Linked DNA regions of Homo sapiens: region 2 is linked to region 1. Evidence: chromatin contacts called from ENCODE Hi-C or POLR2A ChIA-PET data. All regions are on one chromosome and are shown on one strand. The core of a region is the stretch at or near the end of the contact, and the rest is flanking DNA. Distances in the headings are between cores, read along the strand shown.

What was found. A loop is a pair of places that touch in the nucleus more often than their neighbours do. ChIA-PET counts read pairs that join two places held with the same protein, here RNA polymerase II (POLR2A). Pooled maps may share reads with other maps.
Region 2: a pooled map shows a loop between it and region 1 (2.0-fold over the local background). The contact joins the enhancer-like site here to the promoter of TEFM in region 1. A Hi-C loop is called at or near these places in 21 of 37 single-sample maps with no recorded cell type and 10 of 50 pooled maps. POLR2A ChIA-PET finds 5 or more read pairs at or near these places in 2 of 52 experiments (HEK293 and PC-3).

Annotation. Positions count from the first base shown.
Region 1 is chr17:30,904,511-30,907,696 of GRCh38, reverse strand. It overlaps TEFM (transcription elongation factor, mitochondrial), which reads left to right and starts at 1,459. Exons shown (of 4, transcript NM_024683.4): 1 at 1,459-1,529; 2 at 3,168-3,186. The coding sequence starts at 1,499. RefSeq lists enhancers at 1-721, 700-969.
Region 2 is chr17:31,050,797-31,053,982 of GRCh38, reverse strand. It overlaps the pseudogene LOC646030. Among named protein-coding and RNA genes, the nearest start is that of MIR4733, 42 kb to the left of the region's middle. Within about 2 kb of position 1,687, at least 12 of the 41 ENCODE cell types and tissues checked have a DNase peak (open chromatin) inside an H3K27ac peak, as active enhancers do; they include PC-3, where a contact is called at or near this core.

The sequences.
Region 1 (3,186 bases), core at 210-2,709:
TCGTAGAGACGGGGTTTCGCCATGTTGCCCAGGGTGGTCTGGAACTCAAGAGCTCAAGCGATCCGCCCGTCTCGGCCTCCCAAAGTGCTGGAATTACACTTTGGGAGCCACTGCTCCCGACCAGCACATTTTATTAATACTTATGATTCCCCTACATCCCCACTGCCTTCCAGACACAAACAATCAACCCATTGCTGCCTCATAAAAACGCAAACTCATCACCTTTCCCTCCCTCCTGAATTCCCCGTTTTTCACAAAACTGGCTCCCCATCTTCCAGAAATAATTCTTTTCTTTCCACTCTCCTTACATCTCCTAGGTTCAATTCCTTACGGTTGGCCAGGCGCAGTGGCCCACGCCTGTAATCCCAGCACTTTGGGAGGCCGAGTCGGGCGGATCACCTGAGGTCAGGAGTTCGAGACCAGCCTGGCCAACATGGTGACACCTGTCTCTACTAAAAATACAAAAATTAGCCGGGCGTAGTGGCGCTCGCCTGTAATCTCAGCTACTCGGGAGGCTGAGGCACGAGAATCACTTGAAATCGGGAGGCGGAGTTTGCAGTGAGTCCAGATCGCACCACTGCACTCCAACCTGGGCGACAGAGCAAGACTGTTAAAAAAAAAATTCCTTACGCTTGCCTCTCACCTGGGAAGATACACTCTCTTCGCGACTTCTCATTGCTCCCAGGCTCTTCACCTGCAATCCAGCCTCACATTCGCTATACAGTATATGGCCAATTTTCTAGGAACACTCTCCAGTCTGACTGCAAATCATAAACCTCGGGGACTTCAGGCTTCCTATCTGGTGGAGTATTCAACTGCTCCACCCATTATTCAAGGACCAACTAAATTCGGCGCTACATTCATCTCCCTTTATCCCTTCTAAGAGGAATACCGCTCCAGCGCCAACGCAATCTCCTCCTCCCTCGCCTTTACCTAATCCCTTGCCTGCCCTGTTTCCCCGCTGAGCTCCTCAAACACTTCGCATCTCTCCCCGTTATTCCAGTCTACCTGGTGAAAAGGTTATTTGAGGACCTTGTCTACGCTGCCCCTACCTGATCCCGCTCCCGGCGCCACAGGCTGGGCCCCAACAGGAGCTCCTCAATCTAAGTGTCTAGGAGAAACCCAGGGAGTCTCCACGAAGGAGGCACTTTACCCACTACAGACTAAAACTGGCCTCGGAATCGCCTTCCTGGAGATTCGGCCCAGCGGCTCTCAGGAGTCGGTAGGGGCAAGAACGTTTCCCCGGTGCAGTGGAAGAAGACTGCGGGCCAGCCAGGGACTCGGGATCCGGGGACAGGGCCTCGGCAGGCGCCCGCCTGGAAGCCCGCAGCCCAGACGCGGACGACCCACTGCTCAGCGGGACACACCTCGGGCCTTGCCCCGGAACGCCGCTTGGACAACAACCTTTCCGCCGAGTGCAGGCCGAGCGCTTTTGGGCGCAGCACGCAGGAACCGGAAGTCAATGGAGGAAGACTGGACCTACTGATTCAACTTGGAGATGAGCGGGTCTGTCCTCTTCACGGCGGGAGGTAGGGTGCTTGGAACACTGGGGTGATTTCCCGTCTGTCATTAGCCTCTGACCCTAGAGGCTAATGGAATACGGCGGGAGGTAGGGTGCTTGGAACACTGGGGTGATTTCCCGTCTGTCATTAGCCTCTGACCCTAGAGGCTAATGGAATACGGCTGGAGGTATTCTGGAGGAACCTGGAGTGTTTCCTTCCTCATGTCCCTCATGTCCTAGAGTGTTTCCTTCCTCATGTCCCTTGTTCAGGCCCCTCTCTTGGGGCCCCAGCCTAGCTGACGGGGCAGTTTTCGGAACATTTGTGCTTCCCCGGCCTCAGGGTCCACGGGTGGCTCCTCAGAGTGGGCGGATGGTTCACATTCTCACAGCCGCTTGCTTACCTCTGGCCACATTACTTTCCTGTGGCTGCGATGTTAGAGTGACTTCCCACTGGTTTTACAAAGTTATGCATTGTATGGTGTTTCTCATACTTGCAAAAACGTCATGTAGAAGTCTTGAAAAGTGTACGGAAGAAAGTAAAACTGCCCTTAAATCTATCACTTAGCTGAAACATTTCTTATAAACGTACAAAATTTAATTTTATTTAGTTCCACCAGATGAGATACTAAAATGTGAAAATGGAAGTGAAGACAAAACCCTTTTTTTTTTTTTTTTGAGACGGAGTTTCGCTCTTGTTGCCGAGACTGGAGTGCAATGGTGCGATCTCGGCTCACCGCAACCTCCGCCTTCCGGGCTCAAGCGATTCTCCTGCCTCAGCCTCCCGAGTAGCTGGGATTACAGGCATGTGCCACCACGCCCGGCTAATTTTGTATTATTAGTAGAGACAGGGTTTCTCCATGTTGGTCAGGCTGGTCTCGAACTCCCGACCTCAGGTGATCCGCCCACCTCGGCCTCCCAAAGTGCTGGGATTATAAGCGTGAGTCACCGCGCCCGGCCTAAGACAAACCTTAACAGGAAATATTAGTTACAAAAAGATTCCTCTAAATTAAAAATATCAGAAACTTTAAGCAGTTGGAATAATTATTTCAACTACTTGCTTCCTGATGGGTATAAAATACAATTTTCTAGGTAGTAAAACTTCGGACTGATCCATAAATATCGGGAGACATCTCTCGTGACTTGAAAACAACAAAAGCTCTATTTAAAACTCTATATAATATAGTTTAAAAACTAATCCTCTTTTAAAGATGATTCTCGGGCCGGGCACAGTGGCTCACGCCTGTAATCCCAGCACTTTGGGAGGCTGAGGTGGGCGGATCACGAGGTCAGGAGATGGAGACCATCCTGGCTAACACTGTGAAACCCCGTCTCTACTAAATATACAAAAAATTAGCCGGGCGTGGTGGCAGGCGCCTGTAGTCCCAGCCACCTGGGAGGCTGAGGCAGGAGAATGGCGTGAACCTGGGAGGCGGAGCTTGCAGTGAGCCGAGATCGGCCACTGCACTCCAGCCTGGGCAACAGAGCAAGACTCCGTCTCAAAAAAAAAAAAAAAAGATGATTCTCCAAGACAATTTAATATTGTCCTCTATTAGTTCTTAAATTCCAGGAAAGTATTTGTGACTTTGCAAAGGATCTAGTCAAGCTTGCAACTAACCCCAAAGGAAGTAGGACATCCAACTTATATTTTGCTAAATTTTCCTTTTAGAGAGGTGGAGATGCTTTCT
Region 2 (3,186 bases), core at 438-2,937, 150 kb before region 1:
CAGCTAATTTTTGTATTTTTAGTAGAGATGGGGTTTCACCATTTTGGTCAGGATGGTCTTGAATGCCTGACCTCAAGCGATACACCTGCCTTGGCCTCCCAAAGTGCTGGGATTACAGGCCTGAGTCACGTGCCCAGCCTATTTATTTATTTATTTGAGACAGGGTCTCGCTCTGTCACCCAGACTAGAGTGTAATGGCATGATCACAGCTCACTGCAGCCTCAACCTCCCGGGCTCAAGCCATCCTCCCACCTCAGCCTCCCAAGTAGCTAGGTCCACAAGTGCATGCTACCATATCCAGCTATTTTTTTTTCTTTTTGTAGAGACAGAGGACTCACTATGTTGCCCAAGCTGGCCTCAAACCCCTAAACTCAAGTGATCCTCCTGCCTCGGCTTCCCAAATCCTGGGATTATAGGTGTGAGCAGCCATGCCCCACCAAGGCGACCTTGCTAAATCTCACTTTCTTCATTTGTGAAGTTGGAATAATTACAGTAGTGACCTCTTAGAGTTGTGAGGATTAAAATAAAACAATATATATAGGGAGATTTTAGCACAGTGCTTGGCATGTAGAAGACGCTTTAAAAAAGCTGTAATAATGATTATTCTTTCTGGCAAACTTTTACTCTACTTTAAAGCCTTTTCCAATTCTTTCCAAAGCTGAGTCAAATGCCTCTTCTATGTGCTCCCATTCCCCACTAGCGCTGCTGCCAGTACCGCTGGGTTCCTTCCAGAACTGTGACCTCTTGACAGCAGGGATTGTGTCTTTTATACTAGGGTCACCAGTACCAATAACAATGCTGGGAACATAGTAGGAACCCAATAAATGCTAGTTAAAGGAATGAACGCATGAATGAATGTCTACATGTTATCTTTGATGGGACCAAAGGGAAGCTTGCTCTTCTTATTTTCTGTTAGAAGCCGATAATGGGAGAAAGAGGCAGAGAAATGGGAACGGAGAGTACGGACTGGACACTTAGCAAACGCAAGTCACTCTTTCCTGTGGTCATTTTTTGGGTGGAAAGAAAACTGAGTGAAACCTTGTTCTAAGCTGGGTCTGAGAAGATAAACAAGCCAAGAGTTCTACCTAGACAATGGCCTGATTCTCCCTGACGGGGGAAGGTGGGAGCCAGACAAACATCCCCTTCCAATTTCCTTCCGTCTGTGCTCAGCTCCTACAAAGTATCACAGCCCACCCCCCTCACCCCCTGCCAAAGCCTTTCCTTCATAGAAGGTGTCTTCAAATCCAAGCCAGGCTCTTATCCGGTGAGATCTTTGAAGGCTGGAAGGAGCTGCAATGAGTCTGAATCACTCCCAACCACAATGGCCTTAGAATGACAGACGGTTTCTGTTTCCAGGGCGTGTTCTAAATTGGATTCTTTTGGTGGCTCAATTTGCTTCCACAAGGCCCCTGCCAACCAGGAGCTGAGATGAGCAGTTTGCATAGATCAAATTATTGAACTTCAAAACACCCATGAAAAATTGTGAAAACAAAACAACAGCAGAAGTACAAAGTACGAAGAGATGTGGTTTCCCAGGAGCACGTGTGAAAAATGACTTTGCAGTCCAGATGCCTGCAGGCCCAGCATGAGTCAGCTGAAGGATGTGGAGGCCAAAAAACCTCAGACAAGTCTGGACCAAGCAGAGCTTCCAGAAAAAGAAAGGTGACGGCCAACTCCACTCCACACTGGCCGGACCACCCTGGAGGAGGGCTGGCTCCCTCTAGATGCCATCATGTGACAGGAAAGGGTGTGTTCTGAGTGGAGTTACCAAGATTGGGAGGGGTTGGGAGAGGACTCAAAAGTTGGACAAGAGGAGAGGAGATGTGTACCCTGCGGAAGAAAGTGGTTAGTGTCAGGGTGGTCTTCTGCCTGCAGCTTCTGCTTGTTAGTCCTTCCCCTCCTGTCATCCTGGAGAAGGCCTATTCATCCCTTAGGCCTCAGCGCCTGCCACCTGTTCTGAGAAGCCTTCCCTCACCTCTGTAAGCAGAACCAGCCACACCTGCATTTGGACCTCCTTCTCCTGCACTGGGAGTCAGGTCCCTTCATTACAGCACACCTCCTGTGGAAGAATGTTTTGAGTGTATGGCTAGGCAGGGACCTCGTCCTACTTATCTTTGCATGCCTACTGCCTGGTACAGTGATCACTCTTCAAATGTCTGATGAATTAAATTGTTGGCATGAAAACTGGCACCAAACATTTTGACCATGAGGAAGAGAGATTGTATTTTTTCTAGGTGGCCCAAAAAGACGGAACTGGAAGAGAGGGTGGTGATTACAAGAAAGTGGATTTCAGCTCAAAATCAGGAAGTACTTTATAATAGTAATGACAGCAATTTTATTGTGTGTTTTAGTCACCTATTGCTGCATAATAAATTGCTCCAAAATTTGAGGCCTAAAACAACAATAAGTGTTTATGATCTCACACACTGTATATGGGTTAGGAATTCAGGAGCAGCTTAGAAGAGTGGTTCTAGCTTAGGATCTGTCATGAGTTTGTAGTCAAGATACTAACTGGGGCTGTAGTCATCTGAAGGCTTAATTGGGGCTGGAGGATTGGCTGCAAGATGGCTGGATTGGCTGGGCATGGTGGCTAATCCCTGTAATCCCAGCAATTTGGGACTCTGAGGTGGGAGGATCACTTGAGCCCAGGAGTTTGAGACCAGCCTGGACATCATAGGGAGACTCTGTCTCTACAAAAAACACAAAAATCAGCTGGGTGTGGTGGCACATCCTGTAGTCCCAGCTACTCAGGAGGCTGAGGTGGGAGGATCACTTGAGCGAGATTGTGACATAAGATTGCCATGGTAAAATGGAGCAGATCTGGACCCGAGCCAAATAAATGTGGCATAAATAAAGGTGTCATAAAGACAGGGCGGGGCGCACGCTTATAAGGGGCATGAGCATCTCAGGGCTGCCAGAATGGCTCCCAATCAGTGCACGGCACTAGCATGTGTCATGTCCTGGCTGCGTTTCTGGGGCCCGTGGCCCCTCCTTACGTGGCAGCTATTGTGTCTCCTAGTGGCAATTATTGTGTCTACTAGTCAAGGAGGCTCCACATCTGGTGTTGGTCAAGGACCCGCTCCAGCTGACCTCTAACCCCTGGGGTCACCTGAGCCCTGGTCTTCCCGCTCCTCCCATCTCCCATGGGAATCTCCTCATGCACCTGCTCCCCCAGCAGCCCCAGGG